2 separate regions of the Homo sapiens genome follow, and region 2 is linked to region 1. The links are chromatin loops, found by intact Hi-C in ENCODE. Cell type or tissue: PC-9. All regions are shown on one strand. Each heading gives the region's core, and the rest is flanking DNA. Links, peaks and the distances in the headings are about the cores only.

What was found. Hi-C counts contacts between places; a loop is a spot of excess contacts. Peaks named below come from ENCODE experiments on the same cell type or tissue, not always from the same donor. Only the 100,000 strongest peaks of a DNase experiment are listed, where the experiment ranks them.
Region 2: a loop joins it to region 1, with 8 times the contacts of the local background. A loop is called at or near these places in 5 of 110 quality-filtered maps.

The regions. Positions count from the first base shown.
Region 1 is chr7:100,245,487-100,250,856 of GRCh38, reverse strand. It overlaps the pseudogene CASTOR3P. Among named protein-coding and RNA genes, the nearest start is that of PVRIG, 28 kb to the right of the region's middle. RefSeq lists enhancers at 1,699-2,495, 3,294-4,091. In PC-9, for the core only: no CTCF peak of the experiment used is centred there; DNase peaks (open chromatin) are centred at 3,286 and 4,396; H3K27ac peaks cover 2,750 bases.
Region 2 is chr7:100,338,711-100,344,080 of GRCh38, reverse strand. It overlaps STAG3L5P-PVRIG2P-PILRB (STAG3L5P-PVRIG2P-PILRB readthrough), which reads right to left. Exons shown (of 17, transcript NR_036570.1): 3 at 5,192-5,308. It also overlaps the pseudogene STAG3L5P. Among named protein-coding and RNA genes, the nearest start is that of STAG3L5P-PVRIG2P-PILRB, 5.3 kb to the right of the region's middle. In PC-9, for the core only: a CTCF peak has its summit at 2,399; a DNase peak (open chromatin) is centred at 2,660; H3K4me3 peaks cover 28 bases; H3K27ac peaks cover 3,321 bases.

The DNA of each region.
Region 1 (5,370 bases), core at 201-5,200:
CTGGCTTCAAGCAATCCTCCCGCCCCAGCCTCCCAAAATGTTGGGTATGGGCATGAACCACTGCACCCAGCCTGGATTAATCTCAAAAATAATATATTGAGCAAAATAAACCAGGCAGAAAATAGGACACAATGTGTGTGTTTCCATGGATTTGAAGCGCAAAACAGACACAGTGAATCCACGGCACTAGAGACTAGAGCAGTGGCTGCCTCCAGTTGTTGGGAAAGGAGCACGGAACACTTTCTGCAATGATGGGAATGTCCAATATACTTATCGGGGTGCTGGTTAAATGGGGGATATACACTTGCCAAAAGTCATCTAATTGCCCACCTGAAAATCTGTACATTTTGTTATAGTAAGTTATGCCGCAATTGTAAAAACCGAGTTTGGGGTTAAAAAAAAATACATATCTATAAGAAACCATGACCCGAGCTCAGATTTTATCTTATTAAAAACATGTTTTGGTGCCAGGCGCGGTGGCTCACGCCTGTAATCCCAGCATTTTGGGAGGCCGAGGCGGGCAGATCACAAGGTCAGGAGATGGAGACCATCCTGGCTAACACAGTGAAACCCCTTCTCTATGGTGGCGGGCGCCTGTAGTCCCAGCTACTCGGGAGGCTGAGGCAGGAGAATGGAGTGAACCCGGGAGGTGGAGCTTGCAGTGAGCCAAGATGGCGCCACTGCACTCCAGCCTGGGCGACAGAGCGAGACTCCATCTTAAAAAAAATTAAATAAATAAATAAATAAATAAACATGTTTTGACTAGGTGCAGTGGCTTATACCTGCAATCCCAGCAATTTGGAAGTCCGAGGCAGGAAGATCTCTTGAGCCAGGAGTTCAAGACCAGCTTGTGCAACATAGTGAGACCCTGTCTCTACAAAAAATAAAAAATTAGGCTGGGTGCGGTGGCTCACACCCATAATCCTAGCACTTTGGGAGGCCAAGGCGGGTGGATTGCTTGAGGTCAGGAGTTTGAGACCAGCCTGGCCAACGTGGTGAAATCCCGTCTCTACTAAAAGTACAAAAATTAGCCAGGCATGGTGGTGAGTGCTTGTAATCCCAGCTACTCGGGAGGCTGAGGCAGGAGAATCACTTGAATGCGGGAGGCAGAGGTTGTGGGGAGCTGAGATCGTGCCACCGTACTCCAGCCTGGGTGACAGAGTGAGACCCAGTCTCAGAAATAAATAATAAAATAAGAAATTAGTTGAGTGTGGTGTCACGCACCTATAGTCCCAGCTACTCGGGCAGGAGGATCACGTAAGCCCAGGAGTTAGAGGCTGCAGTGAACTGTGATTGGTGCCGTTGCATTCCAGCCTGGGTGACAGAGCACGAACCTGTCTGGGAAAAAAAAAAAAAAAGGAAAAGAAAATCCCCATGCACCTAACCACCAGCCACACTATAGTTGGGTGAGCTGGAAGGTGTGAGCATCTGTAGGTCCTCAGCCCATGAAGATGCCCTGCCTGCCTGGTGGTGGGAGACACAGTGGCCTTTATCACATTCTCCATAATTGGATATGAGGGAAGCATGGGACCGTGACCCCTGGAGGGACTGCAGGGATTGCCCACGCCAGTCATCTCACTGTACAGCTGGAGAAACTGAAGCCAGGACAAGGAGTGGGCCAAGGTTCCATAGTGAGCAGGGGATGCTCTGTCTGCCTGGTGCACAACCCTCCTGTCCAGCTCCCAGTGCCCCCACCCACCCCACCCCAGGCCAGGAGCGGCCTCTGGCACCCAAGACAGGTGCAGAGTCAATCAGCAAATACTACAAGCCTCGCCCAGAACTGGGAGCTGGGGTAGCAGTGACAAAGCCTCCTTGGTCTCTGCCCACTCAGCAGCCCAGGCCAGGGTGGAGTTGGTAAACTTCAGCAGTGATCTAATGGCCAGACACCTCCCTAAGTAGGCACTGACGGTTGGAGGGGAGGTGTGGGTAGTGTTGAGGAGGGGACGTAGTGGAGCATGGTTCGTGAAGGTGTCCACCCTGAGACCTGAAGGCTGGGGAGTGGAATGAGGGTCCCGGGGGAGGATACGGCACACTAACGAACGAGGAGGCGCCCAGCAGTGGCCCCATGGGGGCTGGACAGAAACAGCCCAAGTCACGGAGCTGGAAGCCATCCTGGGGCCCTTGGTGTTATCATGGAGACAGTGGGAGCCACGGGAGGTGCTTGACCCAAGGAGCGAGGTCATCACATTTGTGCTTTGAGAAGTGCCTTTGCCTGTACTGTACAGCGTGGATGGACAGGGTCTCAGGAGACCCAGGAAGAGGCTTGTGAGATGACAGCAGGGATGAAAAAGGCTGGATTTGAGGTCCCCAAGGGGTCAGTCAAAGAGGGCTTGGTGAATCGAGTGGCACACAGCAGGTGGACACCAGGAAGAGTCTGGGTGGGGGTCAGGGGGATGGGTCACTGCTGGAGGTGAAAGGTCTTCCCAGTTCTGGTCCTGGCTCGTGCAAGGTGTGACCTCTGGCAGATCCCGTCCCTTCTCTGATCCTGGGTTTTTGTTTAAAGATGATCTATTCCATGCTAAAATTCTTTCCCCTTAAGATGCTAATCAAGGGACTATAGGTCCCTGTATGGTGGCTCAATCCTGTAATCCTAACCCTTCGGGAGGCAAAGGTGGGAGGATGGCTTGAGGCCAGGAATTCAAGACCAGCCTCAGCAACATAGTTAGACCCTGTCTCTACACGAAAAGATTTTTTTTTAAGACAGAGTCTCGCTGTGTCACCCAGGCTGGAGTGCAGTGGCATGATCTCAGCTCACTGCAACCTCTGCCTCCTGGGGTCAAGCGATTCTCCTGCTTCAGTCTCCGGAGTAGCTGAGATTACAGGCACCTGCCACCACGCCCAGCTAATTTTGGTATTTTTAGTAGAGACAGGGTTTCACCATGTTGCCCAGGCTGGTCTCGAACTCCTGGTCTCAAGTGATCCACCCGCCTCTGCCTCCCAAAGTGCTGGGATTGCAGGTGTGAGCCACCATGCCTGGCACCCCCCTTTCTTATTTGCTGGTGAACTGGTGGTAAACTGTGCCACAGATTTAAAAAAAAAAAAAACACTTGTAATTCTCTTTTCTCTGCTACTTTAGCTGGTTCATAAATCAGACATCTCAGAAAAGGTTTTGCCAGGCAAGTTTACCTGGAAGTGTCTCTCCCCTGCTGCACCCTCCTTCCCCCTCTGCCTTGGGGTTTCAGGTCTGTTGCTGGAACAGGGCTCTGGCTGGGCCAGGGCTCCTCGCCCAGGATGCCCAGGGAGAGGCCCCGTGTGAGGGCCTGACTCTGCGGGCTTAGGAATCCCAGAGTAAACAGATCAAGTTACCTGTGTCAGCCGGGCCATCCACAACAGGCAGCAGCAGCAATTGAAGATGGGAGTGTTCTTCTCAGAGATGACTCAGCTACTCAGCTTCTCGGCCCAGATCGGGGACCACCCTGGGCCTCAGCTCTGCCCTGGTGCTTGGCTCCAGGCCAAGGCCGGGGTTGGGTGGTGGGGGGAACAATGGATTTTGAGAGTCAGTGGCTGGTGTGCAATTCTCTTTCACCCCACCAGGCTGAGGGCACATGTCAACAACTCTGGCAGCGTGAGGGGACCAGCTGCGACCTGGGTCATCTGTAAGGTGGTGGCTCAGCCTCTCTAAGCCTCAGTTGCCTCATCTGTCAAATGGGCAGCAACAGCTATGTCAGAGAGTTGATGGGACAAATGAATCAACCGCCCGGGTGTGGTGGTTCATGCCTGTAATCCCAGCATTTTGGGGGGCTGAGGCGGTTGGATCACTTGAGATCAGGAGTTCGAGACCAGCCTGGTTAACATAGTGAAACCCCATCTCTACTAAAAAATACAAAAATTAGCTGGGCATGGTGGCAGGCGCCTGTAATCCCAGCTACTTGGGAGGCGGAGGCAGGAGAATTGCTTGAACCCGGTAGGCAGAGGTTGCGGTGAGCCGAGATTGCGTCACTGCACTCCAGCCTAGGCAACAAAGCAAGACTCCGTCTCCAAGAAAAAAAAAAAAAAGAATCAACCAAGGTGGTTGAAGCCAGGGTGCAGGGAGAGAAGTGCAAGTCTGCAGGGAGAGCCTGGACCATGGTGGTTGGAAGCCCAGGAGTGAGCATCTGGGGAGAGGGTGTAATAGGAGATGAGAGACGACCCCTTGAGAGCTGCCTACGCTGGGGAGGAGAAGAGCAGCCACCACAGGAAGCAGAGGACTGTCAGTGTCCAAGACGTCAGAGGAGACCGTGCGGGAGATTGCAGATTCCAGGGAGGCCTTGGCCAGCCATGTGGGTCCAGGCAACAGGTCATGGGCAGGGAGGCACAAGGGAAGACGTCATCGGGCTGGGCTCAGGGAGGTCACTGATGAACGGAGCGGGATGCCCTGGAGGGCTTGAGGACGTGGCCCAATGGCAGGTGGTCGGGGTAAGGAGGTGGCCTCAGGAGGAGATGGGGATGAAGGAAGACTTTTTTTTTAGGACAGAAGAAACTTGATCCTATTTATTGCTAAGACTAAGAAGCCAAGTATGAAACCGACAGCTCAGGGAGGTGCTTGGGAGAGTCATGAAAGGAGGAAGGAGTTTGCCAGAGTGCTGTTTTCCTGAGGCCAGAGAGAAGGGATCAGATGGGTGGACAGGCCAGACACAGTGGCTGACACAGTGGCTCACATGTAACCCCAGCACTTTGGGAGGCTGAGGCGGGAGGATCACTCGAGGCCAGGAGTTCGAGACCAGTTTGAGCAATATAGTGAGACCCTGTCTTTACAAAAAAATGAAAAAAAAAAAAGGCCGGGCACGGTGGCTCACGCTTGTAATCCCAGCACTTTGGGAGACCGAGGCGGGCGGATCATGAGGTCAGGAGATTGAGACCATCCTGGCTAACACGGTGAAACCCTGTCTCTACTAAAAATACAAAAAAATTAGCCAGGCATGGTGGCAGGCACCTGTAGTCACAGCTACTTGGGAGGCTGAGGCAGGAGAATGGCGTGAACCTGGGAGGCAGAGCTTGCAGTGAGCCGAGATCATGCCACTGCGCTCCAGCCTGGGCAACAGAGCAAGACTGCGTCTCAAAAAAAAAAAAAAATTAGCCAGGCATGGTGGTGTGTACCTGTAGTTGCAGCAACTTGGGAGGCTGAGTTGGGAGGATCACTTGAGCCCAGGAGTCTGAGGCTGCTGCAGTGAGCTATGACTGCATCACTGCACTCCAGCCTGGGCAACAGAGCAAGACTTTATCTCAAAAAAAAAAAAAAGATGGGCGAATGATCAGAGACTTTCTGAGAGGGTGCCCTTCCCAGTTGGTCTGTGTCTTAGGAAATCTGGGGTGTGTGTTGGGGTGCTGAGCAAGGCAGAGGGGCAGGGGTGGAAGAGGTCTGGGGGAGGGAAGGTTAAGCTGACCCAGCAA
Region 2 (5,370 bases), core at 157-5,156, 93 kb before region 1:
TTTTTTTTGAAACAGAGTCTCGTCCAGTTGCCAGGCTGGAGTGCAGTGGTGCAATCTCGGTTCACTGCAACCTCCGTCTCCCGGGTTCAAGCGATTCTCCTGTCTGAGCCTCCTGAGTAGCTGGGACTACAGGCGCATGCCACCAATTTTGTTGTATTTTTAGTAGAGACAGGGTTTCACCATGTTGGCCAGGATGGTCTCAATCTCTTGACCTCCTGATCTGCCCACCCTGGCCTCCCAAAGTGCTGGGATTACAGGCCTGAGCCACCGCACCCAGCACTAAACTGAACTTTCAACTGAACTTCAGAAAATGTTGAACCATGATTTAAAAAAATGTTTCTCACTTTGTTCTCACTAAACCCTTTTTTGAAAGTAAAGGGTGGCCGGGCGCGGTGGCTCACGCCTATAATCTCAGCACTTTGGGAGGCCGAGGCGGGCGGATCATGAGGTCAGGAAATCGAGACCATCCTGACTAACACAGTGAAACCTCGTCTCTACTAAAAATACAAAAGGTAGCTGGGCATGGTGGCGGGCGCCCGTAGTCCCAGCTACTCGGGAGGCTAAGGCAGGAGAATGGCGTGAACCCAGGAGGTGGAGCTTGCAGTGAGCTGAGATCGTGCCACTGCAATTCCAGCCTGGGTGACAGACCGAGACTCCGTCTCAAAAAAAAAAAAAAAAAAAAAAAAAAAAAAGAGCAAAAAGGTATTTTGCAGTGCTAACCAATGAAATATTTTAAAACACTTATTTCAACTCATGTGTTACATTTTTAATGTGTATAATATAGAAGAATTAGTATATGTTTATATAACTTACAATTTTTAAAAAAACCTTGATATAAATGTCCTAACATTGGGAGTCTTATGACTCTAAGGCCCAGTTCCAGTTGCTTTGGCTACGTAACAAACCCCTCCAGACTGAGTGCTGTCAACCACCATCTTATTATGCTCATGGACTCCACAGTCAGGAATTTGCAAAGTGCACAGAAAAGATGGGCTGTCTCTGCTCCCTGATGTCTGGACCTCAGCTGGGAAAACTGAAAAACAGGGGAGGTTGGAATCATCTGACTCCCGTCTTGACTGAGTCTGGCAGCCAACATGGATGTTGGCTGGGACCTCGGTGAGGACTGCTGGCAAGAACACCTACACACGGCCTTTTCCTTTGACTGCTGGCCTTGCTCACAGAATGGTGACCGGGTTCCCAGTGTGAACCCAGGTACAGGAAGAGACAGGAAACGGAAACTGCCAGTTTCCTTAAAATCTGGGCCCACTAACTAGCATGGCATCATTTCCACCATCTTCTATTAGTCAAGCATCACGAAGCCCATATTCAAGAGGAGACAACCTAGACCCAGCCTCTCAATAAACAGTGTCAAAGGCTTTAGAGAGCATGGTGTCAAGCTCCCAGATTCTAAGGCTGTGACTCAACCCAGTGCACTGGGCTGCCTGGCTGTACACAGGTGTCCATATTGATGCAAAGCCCCCAAGCTGCTCTTATCCTCTTGTGAAGCACCCTTAGCTTGGTTGGTATTTAAATAACTCAGGAATCGTTCCCCTCCTGGATTCTTAAAGACCTCCGCATCTTCTCCTCAGTTCTCCCACTCTGTTCCCTCATCCCACAAAACAGGCTCCTTTCCCCAGAACTATTCTACCTGAATACAGGCTAAAGATCGCCGAATGAGTTAGCCTTCCCCCACACCCCAGCTCGGACTCCCCCAGGGCTACCTTTCCAAAAGGAGACTCACAACTCAATTTCTTCTAGCTTTCATCTGGGAGGGGCAGGTGGGGGAGGGGAGGGAGAATGGAAGGGGCGAGGCGGTCTTGGCTGAGTGACCTGATCGCAGGAAGTCACGGCTCCTTCTGCACAGATCACTAGCTGGATGGCTGTGTCTGGCCTAGGAGACCACAGTGAGAACCTGTCACTAAAGCAGGTGCCCATGATGGGAAGAACTAGAAATTATATCTAAAGAGAAAGGCTGAAGCATTCCTTAAACCACAAAAGAAAACAGTGAAAGTACAAAATGACAACATCTGTCTTCAAATACTGCTTGTCAGAGGGACAAGAGAGAAGAGAGGTGCTGTGCTGCTCCACAAGGCAAAACAAGAGCAAACAAGTCTGTCTGAGTTTCAAGAGGCTGGCCCTGAGGCTGCACTGTGGCAGTCTAGGTGAGAGACGATGGTGACAATGTGTGGAGGACATAGGCCAGAGAATTTTCTTCACCAAGTCTTGACAGAATTTGGTGAAGAACTAGCTGGAGAAGGCAAGAGTGAAGGTGACATTGTCACTTGGATTTTAGGGTTGGACATTTAGAGTAACTCCTTAGTTTCCTTTTAACTCTCAGATACTGTGATTTGATCAAATTCCAAATTATGACAGGTATCTTTCGGATGAGAGGATAAAATTTCCTTTGGAAAGAACCCATGGATGAAGGCTGCCAGGACACAGGGTCTGGCCTGGCTCACGTGGGTGAGACAGGTAGTTTCACAAGGTCCTGCTCCACTCTGCCACCTGTCAGCACAACTTTTACTACTGCAGAGGCTGAGGCCACTAGATAAACTACTCACAGGCAGTCAAACTCTCCCCATCTCTACTGCCTCACCCCGCCTCTCAGTTACTAAGCAATACTTCCTGGAGAGCCTGTAGACAAAGCACCTGCGGGGTGTGGGGACACCTATACACTGGGCCATGGGACAAGGCGGACCAAGAACCTGACCTCCATCAGTTTAACGATCTCAAGCCACACCTTGGGAACGTGTGGATTCAAACATGTTTATTGAGTGAATCATTAGGACACAAAATAGGCTGAAAAAGATGTTCCAAAAATCCAGGAGACTATGGGCTACTTCCATTAAACACAGAGGTGCTGCCCTTCTCCACTCCAAACAGAACAGGAAAAAGGCAAGGGGACTGGGCCACAGTGCATTAGGGAGGACAGGGTCTCTCGGCTTCTCTACCCCAACATCACCAGAGGGAAAGGTTAGGTTAGAAAAACAATGCCCCACTCTTTCCCCTCAGAGCCCAGGGCTGAAGCCTGGGGGAATGCTTCATTTTGCTCCTTTTCTCTTTGCCTTTTCCAAATGGTCACATTCTTGAGGTAGGGAGTGGAGCTGGGGAGGGGCCCAGAGTCCTGTCAGAAATCCTATAATGAGAAAGATGAAAGGAATACACAGGTGCACCACCACGCCCAGCTACCTTTTCGTATTTTTAGTAGAGATGGGGTTTCGCCATGTTGGCCAGGCTGGTCTCGAACTCCTGACCTCAAGTGATCTGCCCGTCTTGGCCTCCCAAAGTGCTGGAGTTACAGGTGTGAGCCACTGCACCCGGCCTCCATACCTCTTTTAAAAACCAATTTTGAAAGTTCATTCAGGCTGGGCATGGTGGCCAAAAATTAGCCAAGCATGGTGGCGGGTGCCTGTAGTCCCAGCTACTTGGCAGGCTGAGGCAGGAGAATCGCCTGAACCCGGGAGGCGGAGGTGCAGTGAGCCAAGATCGCGTCACTGCACTCCAGCCTGGTGACAGAGCAAGACTCCGTTTCAAATAAAAAACTAACACACTGTACAACTGCATGTAAGGTGGAAAAGACAACTGGAATTAAAATGTGCTCAGGTCCTTGTAGAAGATAAGAAATCCAGAGGAAAGTAAGCAAAGGGGGAAAAAGAAACAGAAAAGATAAAACGAATGTACCAACTCAATACTAGGCCATAAGGCTAAGTCTCCATAAATGTCTTTTTTTTTTTTTTTTTTTGAGACAGAGTATCACTCTGTTACCCAGGCTGGAGTGCCATGGCACAATCTCAGCTCACTGCAACCTCCACCTCCTGGGTTCAAGCAATTCTCATGCCTCAGCCTCCCAAGTGGCTGGGATTACAGACAAATGCCACCACATGCAGCTAATTTTTGTATTTTTAGTAGAGATGGGGTTTCGCCATGTTGGCCAGGCTGGTCTCGAACTCCTGGCCTCAAGTGATCTGCCTGCCTCAGCCTCCCCAAGTGCTGGGATCACAGCTGTGAGCCACTGCGCCCAGCCCCTACATAAATTTCAAACACCACATTCCCTGACTACAACACAATAAAGTTAGAAATCAAATAACGAAAATATAACTAGCAAAATTCTGTATGTTTGAAAATTTTAAATATTTTCCCAGAAACTATAAAATTACACATTAATGTGGATAAATCTCAAACAATGTTAACTGAAATAATTAAATCACAGAAGCCTGAATAATGGATTCATTTACATAATTAAAGAACACATTCATAGTGGTAACACTATAATGAAATGACAAAGATTAACACAAAATTCACCCTAGTGTTTACCTATGGGTAATAAGGGGACTGTGAGGTAGGGTAGAAAGAAGGTACACAAAGGATCTCTACAGCACTATTAATGTTTCATTTCTTGAGCTGGGGCTAGAGATCTGGGTGATATCTCATTTTTATTTTTTAAACTACATATACGCTTTGTACACTTTCAGATATTAGAACTTCAATAAAATTATAAAAAAAGAAACAGAGAGAGGGAAAAATAATTAAGTATAATTGTCAAGATGGAGCTAAAAAATAACATGGGTGAACAAGGTGCCACCCACATCTAAGCTTCCTTCCCATGTCATGCAATGCCTCTCCCCATCTGCTCCATCAATCAACAAAGGCATAATCACTCCTGTGATACCTTTAAGAAAAGAACACGCTTTAAGAAAAGAAACGCTCTCTCGAAGCCGGGTGCGGTGGCTCACACCTGTAATCCCAGCACTTTGGGAGGCCGAGGCAGGCGGATCACCTGAGGTCAGGAGTTGGAGACCAGCCTGGCCGACATGGCGAAACCCCATCTCTACTAAAAATACAGAAATTAGCTAGGCATGGTGGCACATGCCTGTAAGCCCAGCTACTTGGGAGGCTGAGGCATAAGAATCGCTTGAACCCAGGAGGCAGAGGCTGCAGTGAGCTGAGACTGTGCCACTGCACTCCAGCCTGGGCAACAGAAAGAGACTCTGTCTCAAAAAAAAAAAAAAAAGAACATGCTCTCTTATTCAAGGTTACCCTTCTATCACTCCAAGGATTCACCCCATAATCTTATCTTTCTTGATATGTTACACTCACTAAAATGTTCACATCAAATCAAGTTTGTAGACACTTGTCCTTACCACCTTACAAAAAGTGAGATGGTATCAACAGAGGTAAGACACTGCTTTACCTGCATGTCACTTTTGGCAGCTTTCGCAGCATTGAAAAGATCATTGGCTGGTGGCTCTGACTGTTTCCAGCTATGACGATGTACCACTTGGGACCCTTTCTTTGGATGTTTTGCCACCTGATACACATAAAAAGATCAGAAATATGAAAAAAAGGTAACAGTGACATTAACACTTGGTT